3 separate regions of the Homo sapiens genome follow, and regions 1 and 2 are each linked to region 3. The links are chromatin contacts, found by Hi-C or POLR2A ChIA-PET in ENCODE. All regions are on one chromosome and are shown on one strand. The core of a region is the stretch at or near the end of the contact, and the rest is flanking DNA. Distances in the headings are between cores, read along the strand shown. Region 1 holds the start of TGFBR3 (transforming growth factor beta receptor 3). Region 2 holds the start of EVI5 (ecotropic viral integration site 5). Region 3 holds the start of GLMN (glomulin, FKBP associated protein).

Region 1 (2,700 bases), core at 99-2,598, 410 kb after region 3:
AGCTCAGGAGTTTGAGACCAGCCTGGGCAACTAAGTGAGACCCCCGCCCTGCCAACCCCCTCTACAAAAAATACAAAAAGTTAGCTGGGCGTGGTGGCATTTGTCAGTAATCCCAGCTACTCAGGAGGCTGAGGTGGGAGAATCGCTTGAGCCTGAGAAGCGGAGGTTGTAGCGAGCTGAGATTGAGATTGTGCCACTGCACTCCAGCCTGGGCGACAGGGCGAGACTCCATCTCAAAAAAAAAAAAAAAAAAAAAAAAAAAGGCATAGGTCCATAGCCCTTTAGAACTGGAAGAAGCCTTCTAGGCCAAGCCCTTCATTTGAACTGAGCCTTGACGGGTATTAGCCGTTAGCCATTTGTGGAAGGTCGCACAGTAGTCAGGACTGGAAGTCTGGTCTTTGAAACCTGTCAGTCCACGGTCATTTCACCTGCCTGTTTGTAAAACAATGTCCTGTTACTTAAGTATACTTTTTAATAAGAAAAACTGGGTGTAAGCAAGAGTATCAGAGTGGTGTTCTGGTGCCAGCAGTTCAACTTCTGCAGCGTGTACTTCACAGGCACAGGTACTTAGGACGTCGCACAGGCACAGGTACTTAGGACGTTGCCCCGCCGAGACTGTCGTTCATATCGCGCCCACCTCCGGGTAACGCCGGTAATGCTGACCTAGCTCCATTATTTGTATTAATTTATTTAGCTAGCAGGGGGAACGGCTGGGTAATGCAGTCTCAGCTGCTGGAGGGGAAGAGGCAAGACTCCGCCGGCGCCCACCATCAGAGCGTGACAACAAGCGGGACCGGAGGTTGGGAAAAAGCACAGGGACAGAATGAATGTGTGCATGGGGGAGCTCTGCTGGGGAGAGGGCAAGAGGCTGTGATCAGATTATCTGAGGTTTCAGAACTTTTATATAAAGACCAAGGAACCAAATGAAAATCCAACTCTTCCAGGGAGCCCTGGAAAGTTCAAAGGACCTCGTTTGAGGGAGCGAGTCCCCGCAGCTCGTGCCCACGTCTCCCTCGCGCTTCCCCCAGGACAGGGGCCGCCCCAACCCGGGCACGCTGAGCCCGGCCGCGCCCCTAGCCCCTTCTCTCTCGGCCTCCTCGTCCCGAAGGGAAGCACAGGCTCGAGCAGCATTCGGGGCTCATCCATCAGCCGCGGAGGCAAAGGGGGAGGAGAGAGGAGGCGGGAGGCGGGAGGCGGGAGGAGGAGTTTCTGGGCGGCCGAGAGCCCCCGGTGGGGCCGGCGGAGGAGCGCCCTTCCCCCCGCGCGCTGATTGCTGTGGCGTCCTGCCCGTCCCCGCCCGCGTGTGTGCGAGGGAGGGCGAGTGCGCCGGGTCGGCCTGATGGGGGTAATCGAGGGTTTCGGGGACGCCGAGCGGCACTTTCCTCTTCCCAGCGAGTGAAGGAGGGCAGTCGGCGGCTCTCGCGCCCCGGCCACTTTCCCTGCGCGATTCCCGGAGCTCCCTGCAGGAGGTGAGAGTCCCCAGCGGGTCCGGATGGCGTAGTTTTGCCGCGGCGCAGCAGCTGCCGGAGCTCGCCGCCGCCGAGCGCTGGGCGGGGAAACTTGCCGCCGCTTTCCTCCAACTTGCTGCGGGTGGATCTCCGCTGGACACACCGCCTCCGAGGTACGTGCCGGCCCAGCCCCGCGGCGCTGCAGCCCGCCCGGGCTGTGGGCTCTGCAGGCTGCGCGGGTGCCCGTCGGCGCGGCGCGGGCTGCCAGTGCCTACTTACCGGCCAGGGTCGCTCCAGCCGCCAGGACCTCCGGCCTTGGGAGGGAGGCGCTGGTGGGGCGGTGTTTACCCTCCGGGGAGCAGGCACCGGTGGCCAGCGGTGCGTGGGCAGCGGCCGCACGGGGCAGGCAGTGCCCCCGGCGATGCGCAGTGCTGGGGAGGAATTCTCCACGCCCGCCCTCACTCTTCCTCTCCGCGGGTCCTTCTGACCCCTGCGGGGCGCGGCGGCCACTTCCCTCCGGGCGCGTGACAGCTTCGGTGGGAATGGTTTGTTGTGGGTTCGCAGTCAATTGCCGTGGCCCAGGCTGTGGCTCCCGGACTCGTGCACGGACGCGGTTTGCGTTCCCCGCTGGCCGCGCCCTCAGGGTGCCTTGCGGGCTGAGCCGCAAGCTGCAGCTCGGCCCCCCCCCGCCCCGGTTTATTTTGAAGGCTCTCTTCTTGTATTCATTTGGTTAGGACAAACTTGGAAATCTTGGACTGTCGCTAGAAGAATCTGCTTGCAGACTTGATCTTATTAGGGCATTTGCCCCGCTTTGCAGAATCGCATAGTGTCAGGAGCCGACGTGTCAAGCATGAATTACCTTGGCAAAGTAGAACTTAGTGGATTTGGTGTCCTCACGAAAAGCTGGAAGAAGAAAACCGTTCCATTTCCCTAGCTGTGAAGTGAGGATAGTAGTACTTGCCCCGTAAAGTTGCTGTGAGCATCTAATGATTTAATGTGTGTGAGGTGCTACAACAGTGCTTGGCACCGAGTAAGCACCGCACGGAGGTTAGCGCTGCTTGCCGCTAGCCCTGCGGTGGCAGGATAGGAGCGGCGAGGGCAGAGGATAGTAGGAGTGACAGGCTGTGCTGGGGAACCAGGCGTATTCTGAGTTTTATGTCCTTCCGAAGAAGTGAGCGGTTTGGGAGAAGTCTCCACAGGTAGTAAAAACACACGTCAAGACCGTTTCTTCTTCCTGAATGCAGAGTGCAAA
Region 2 (2,700 bases), core at 83-2,582, 490 kb before region 3:
ATACAAGGATTGAGTTGCAATAAAATTGTTAATTGAAATTTCTTTAAATAATGGCACAACCTAAAGTTATGCAAACATATGCCTCAGATAAAAGTTCAAGTTTTCAAAGTTTTTAGCTGGGTGGAGGGCATGGCTTTACTTCCTATTTCTTGGTATTTCCTAATCTTGTTGAAAAAAAAGTAAGGTTTTTTTTTTTTTTTTTTTCTGAAATGCTTAGTTCAGTGGAAACCCATCTGCGAATTCTGTCTTATAAATTTAAATTTAAAAATAGGGATACTAATTTCTAGACAAATAATTCCGGAGTTTCTTGTGCTGCTAATTATTATAATTTTTGTCCCTTTTTTTTTTTGAGACAGAGTATCGTTCTGTCGCCCAGGCTGGAGTGCAGTGGCGCGATCTTGGCTCACTGCAACCTCCACCTCCGTGGTTCAAGCAATTCCCCTGCCTCAGCCTCCAGAGTAGCTTGGCTGGGAGTACAGGCGCACGCCACGACGCCGGGCTATTTTTTTTTTTTGTATTTTTAGTAGAGACGGGGTTTCACCATGTTGGCCAGATTGGTCTCCAACTCCTGACCTCAGGCAATCCGCCCGCCTCGGCCTCCCAAAGTGTTGGGATTACAGGTGTGAGCCACCGCGCCCGGCTGTCACTTCTAAACATATAATGAAAGTAATCTGTATTGCCTTTTTACTTTTTCTTGCCTGCTTTTCCTGGACCAGAAATTAATAGGCTGTTTCCGTCCCAAACAAAGTACTTTCCTTCTAAGAATGTCTTCGTTGACGCTGGAGGGCTGCCCGGCTGAATCTTACGTATTCGTGCCCATGTTCTGCCCCCTGCAGTAGTCTGCATAAACCCAATGCGAAGACACGTGTAAGAGTACATTACAATTACAAGTGTCATTTACGCGTTGATTATTGTTTTTGCGAGTGCCCTAAGGCCACCTCTGGGGGAGCTCGGGGCTGCCTTCCGAAGCATGCGCGTCAGCACCGCGTGCCAGGGCCCTGAAAGTCAGGCTCCGCGTCGGTGCGGCAGCGCGAGGCCTGCAGTCCTAAGCTCGGGGTCGCTTCGGGCCCCCGAGGGGGTGTGTCTTCTACCGTTTTAACATGGAAGGGGCGGTTCCAGTGGCCGGGGAAGTCGGCGACTTGCAGGACTGAAGGCTGGTGCTTTGAAAGAGAGGCGGAGGGCGAGAGCGATTTCCCCGCCTCCTCTGCACTCCGTCCAATCCCTTCGCCTTCTCCTTTTCTCGGCCGGCCCGCCCGGCCCCTAACCTGCTCCAACCCATTCTGCGGTAGAGGCTGCCGGGTCTCTTTAAGGCCCTCCCGCGCCTGCGCCTTGGGCTCTCCTGACGCGGCCGGGCCGGACCCCGGAGGAACCAGCTGGCCAGCTGGCAAGGGGCTGGCTGCAGTTCCGACAGCGGCGGTGCCGGGAGGGGTAGGTGAGGGTCGCGAGGCGGCCCTGAGCTTCTGAGTGAGCGTGGTGCTTTTGGGAACTCGGGACGGGCGACCCGTGGAGCCAGGAGCGGGGCCGAGGCGCTGAGACGCGGCGGCGCGGCTGCCGGCTGGATGGGAAGTTAATGTTTACGGCGAAGTCTACTCAACGTTTCCAAGGTGAGGGGCGCTGCGCCAGGCCGGGCGGGCCGGGAGGCCGGGCGGGCGGTGAGTCCGTGTTCCGCTGGCGCACAGCTGGGCCGAGGCGCGGCGGGCGGGGGCCGCCGCAAGTTTTGCTGTGGGAGCGGGGCGGGCGCGCCTGGCCCCGCCAGGGCCTAAGTTCCCTGCACTCGCTTCCTCGCCTGTCGCCGCCGCCGCCGCCCGCAGCCCTCCTTCTCGTGGGCGCTGGGGAAGAAACTCGTCGGCGGGTCTAACTGTGGCGTCCCAGGGCGGTGGAGGGACGGAGCAGCTTCGGGGGCACGTCCTCGTAAATCCCGTGGAGGACACTGACCCTGCACCCCACCCTCGAGGCCAGAAGTCGGTTCCCTTTGGGGACCTGAGGGGCGAGAGCACTCGCCCCCCTGACTTGCAAAGTTGGCGTCTTTACTTGGCCTCCGGGATTCTGCGCATGGCGTGTCTCCAGGCTGCTGATGGGCAAGACAGATGTGCCAGGTCCAGAATGAACTTGAGAAGAGTTTGTAGCCATTCCTGAATCACCTTATGACTAGTGGGGCAAGCCTCAAATTAACCTCAGGATTTCCGGTAGGTTGGATTGTGGTGTTGGTGTTTCCACTCAAAAGAGTTGCTGTGATTTCCCTGTGTCTGTCTGTCTGTCTGTCTTTGGGGCTTCTTAGATCATCTCATTTGGCATCCTTTCACCCAAGAGTTAAACCAAGCCTTTTGGAATGGTTTCCTCGCTTTCCTCCTATCTATTGCTGGTAGAGCTGCTTTCGAAAAGAAGTATTTTCTTGAAGTGGTATCTTTTCTTTGGGTTACAGTGTTGAATAATAAACTCCTTTCTTTGCCGAAAGAATGAATTCCAGTGCTTACTGAAGTTAAAGAAAAGTGATCTGCTGGTAGTTTTTAATCTTTGTTCTGAGCTGATGTAAGTAACTTTTTTTGTTTTAAAATTTTGTTAGTAGAATTTCACCAGTGTACCAGAAGCTCTTTTTCTTTTTCTTTTCTTTTCTTTTTTTTTTTTTTTTTTGACAGGGAGTCTCGCTCTGTCGCCAGACTGGAGTGCAGTGGCGACGTTGGTTCACTGCAACCTCCACCT
Region 3 (2,700 bases), core at 48-2,547:
GATAAGTAGATATGCCAATGTAGTTGTCCATGTAGCTGTCATACCTTTTAGAAGCATCTTCTTGTTTCAAAGTACTTGTCTGTTTAGTACCTACAATAAAAATACAGTCATGTGCTACATAATGACATTTCCGTAAACGACGGACAGCATACAGACAGCGGTCTCATAAGATTAAAATACTGTATTTTTACTGTACCTTTTCTATGTTTAGATATACAGTTGCCTACAGTACTTAGTACAGTAACATGCTGTGCAGGTTTGTAGCCTGGGAGCAATAGGCTGTACCATATAGCCTAGTGTGTAAGTAGGCTGTACCATCTAGGTTTGTGTAAGTGCACTCGATGATGGTCACACAAGGATGAAATCGACTAACAACTTATTTCTCAAAATGCATCCCCGCAGTTAAGCTACACATGGTGGCAGTAGGTCAGGTCTACACAAACACATTAGGTACAAGATAGATTCCTACACAAATAACAAACTGTAGACCACCTTTTCTTCTTTTCCACATATTTTATGTCCAATCGTGTGTAAATCAAAATGAAATAGGAAGGGAGAGCAATTTGTTTTTGCAAATTGATTACTGTCTAATTTTTCTTGGTTAAAATGTATCTCTTTGGGGATTGAATTTTCTTCTGTATCATAGTTGCTTAATTAACCACTCCTGAAAATCTGAGATCTGGGTACTTTTAGGGGAAACCTCTCTCCGTCTGCCAAACGTCCTCTCTGGGGGAAGAGGGGAGTCCGGCACCTTAAAGAACTGGGCACCCAAGCAATCTGGAAAGGAGGACCGGTCCTAGGTTCAAGGCCAGCTGCCAACGCTGCCCTAGTCACTTGCCCCGAAACCCGGGGACCCCAGGCCTGGGTTCCCGGGGCCTCCACTGTCCTTTGTCTCAGAGGCTGGGGCCACAGTCCGCGTGAGGGAAATCTTGGAACACTGGCGTAAAGGGGTGAGGGGCGGCCAGGAAATCTTTCCCAGGAGGTGCGGACGGCGGTGGGAAGCTTTCGGCCTACTCTACCTGGGAGAACCCCTCCCCTGAAGCAGCCTTTCAGGAGCGCCCGCGCGCTGCGGTCTATAACTCGAGATCGGGGCCCAGCTTTCAGGGTCCAAAAGTGGGAAGAGATCCTTGCTCCTACCTGCGGCTTTTCGAGAGCAGCGGGGAGCCCCGGCCTTGCGGCCGGCAGAAGACGGCCCAGCGAAGTCCGCCATGGGGGAGAGTAGTCTGCCGGACGGGGACACGCTCCGGCGTCTCGCCCCGAGGCCCCGCCTCCCTACGCGTAGCGCGGGGCGGGGCCAGAAGAGCGGGCTAAGACGCCGGAGGAGGTGGCGGCGGCTGGGAGAGGCGAGGGTTCTGGCCGGTAAGTGGAGTTGTGGAGAGGTTCAGGGTGGCCAGGGCTCGCGGTTGGCCGTGAGCCGCGGCGGACTTGGTGCTGCGGGCCGACTAGGCCACGCGAGGTGGTGGAGCCTGCCCACCTAGGCGAGCAGGAATCGGAAGACATGGCTTCCTCTGATGCAGCCCGCACGCGCGCTGGGGTGTTCACTCGCCTTCCAGCGCGCTGCCCTGAGGACCGGGCTGACTCGCGCCCCTACTGAGGGCTTGGGGCCGAGCCTTGCCGCCAGGAGAAGCGATGGTCTCCTCCTGAAGGCCGCCGTTGTCTTGTCTCCGTGTGATACAGTGATTTCACTAGCTGGATTGATCACTTTGGGGACTGCAACTCCTAGAGAGAAATGGAATGGAGGGCATCTGAATCTTCACCCCCTATAGATAAGCTTGTGTTGCACCCCAATTTTTGTGAGGTGAGACATTAAAAATGAAAAATCCCCTGATGATTAGAATTTTGATTTCAGGTCCACCTTTTGGAAATTTTTTTTCAGAAAAGAAGTGCTTTGCTTTTTAAAAGCCCTTTAGTTCGTATATGCCTCGCCTCTTGGGAGTGCTCGAGAGGTTTTTTTTGTTTTTTTTTCCTTCAAAGTAGCTTTCAAAACTATGCTCCTAGAAAACTTAAAACATGCAATAAGGGCTTCTAAAAAAACACTTTATTTTCTTAGGCAAACATACTAAGATTCAGTAATAACATTTCAACTTTAAAACTTTACATTTTCTCCTAGCATGCTATTGGACCAAAAAACACAACAACAAAAACTTTCCATTTTCTTTATTGTATTTACTAATAATTTATCACACTGAAACATAACTTTTGAATACTTAAGTGTAATATCACGGATAGTTAACAGTGTGTTTTGTATTTGTAGATTTTAGCATCGAAACTAGGAGAAATAAGAATGGCTGTAGAGGAACTTCAGTCTATAATAAAGAGATGTGTAAGTATTAATTTTTGTAAAATTAAATACCTTTCAAAATATGGGAAGGGCACAGATTGTTTTTAATTATATTTGTGGTCACTCAAATTGTTTATCTTCTTTAATCCTTGCTTTTTTTGACCTGTAAAGAGCATGAGTGGGGGAGGCAGATTGGATTATTTCTCCAGGTGACATACTTATCTAAATAACCTTTTACATTTTAATCCTGATCCTTTTCATAGATTTCACTGGTACAGTAGATTTCAAGGTCACTTATTAAAGTATTTATTAGGGTAATCCTAATTTTGATACGTGTGTTATTTACGTTACATTTATCTAGAATTTAAACAGATTTCCTTTTTTCATAGATAAATCAAGAAGTTATTGTATTTAATTTT

The links. Hi-C counts contacts between places; a loop is a spot of excess contacts on that map. ChIA-PET counts read pairs that join two places held with the same protein, here RNA polymerase II (POLR2A). Pooled maps may share reads with other maps.
Region 1: a map of mammary epithelial cell shows a loop between it and region 3 (7-fold over the local background). The contact joins the promoter of TGFBR3 here to the promoter of GLMN in region 3. A Hi-C loop is called at or near these places in 2 of 168 maps with a recorded cell type or tissue (mammary epithelial cell and naive thymus-derived CD4-positive, alpha-beta T cell), 2 of 37 single-sample maps with no recorded cell type and 11 of 50 pooled maps. POLR2A ChIA-PET finds 5 or more read pairs at or near these places in 2 of 52 experiments (WTC11 and activated T-cell).
Region 2: a loop to region 3 is called in a map with no recorded cell type, with 7 times the contacts of the local background. The contact joins the promoter of EVI5 here to the promoter of GLMN in region 3. A Hi-C loop is called at or near these places in 5 of 37 single-sample maps with no recorded cell type and 11 of 50 pooled maps. POLR2A ChIA-PET finds 5 or more read pairs at or near these places in 3 of 52 experiments (HEK293, K562 and activated T-cell).

The regions. Positions count from the first base shown.
Region 1 is chr1:91,884,799-91,887,498 of GRCh38, reverse strand. It overlaps TGFBR3 (transforming growth factor beta receptor 3), which reads left to right and starts at 1,348. Exons shown (of 17, transcript NM_003243.5): 1 at 1,348-1,621. RefSeq lists silencers at 1,082-1,221, 1,572-1,651, 1,662-1,871 and enhancers at 1,014-1,776, 1,777-2,540.
Region 2 is chr1:92,783,740-92,786,439 of GRCh38, reverse strand. It overlaps EVI5 (ecotropic viral integration site 5), which reads left to right and starts at 1,332. Exons shown (of 20, transcript NM_001350197.2): 1 at 1,332-1,604. RefSeq lists an enhancer at 932-1,211 and a silencer at 1,482-1,751.
Region 3 is chr1:92,297,584-92,300,283 of GRCh38, reverse strand. GLMN (glomulin, FKBP associated protein) reads left to right here and starts at 1,297. Exons shown (of 19, transcript NM_053274.3): 1 at 1,297-1,359; 2 at 2,255-2,323. The coding sequence starts at 2,285. It overlaps RPAP2 (RNA polymerase II associated protein 2), which reads right to left and starts at 1,225. Exons shown (of 13, transcript NM_024813.3): 1 at 1,138-1,225; 2 at 45-90. The coding sequence starts at 1,210. RefSeq lists enhancers at 812-1,041, 1,262-1,731, 1,303-2,199 and a silencer at 1,463-1,800.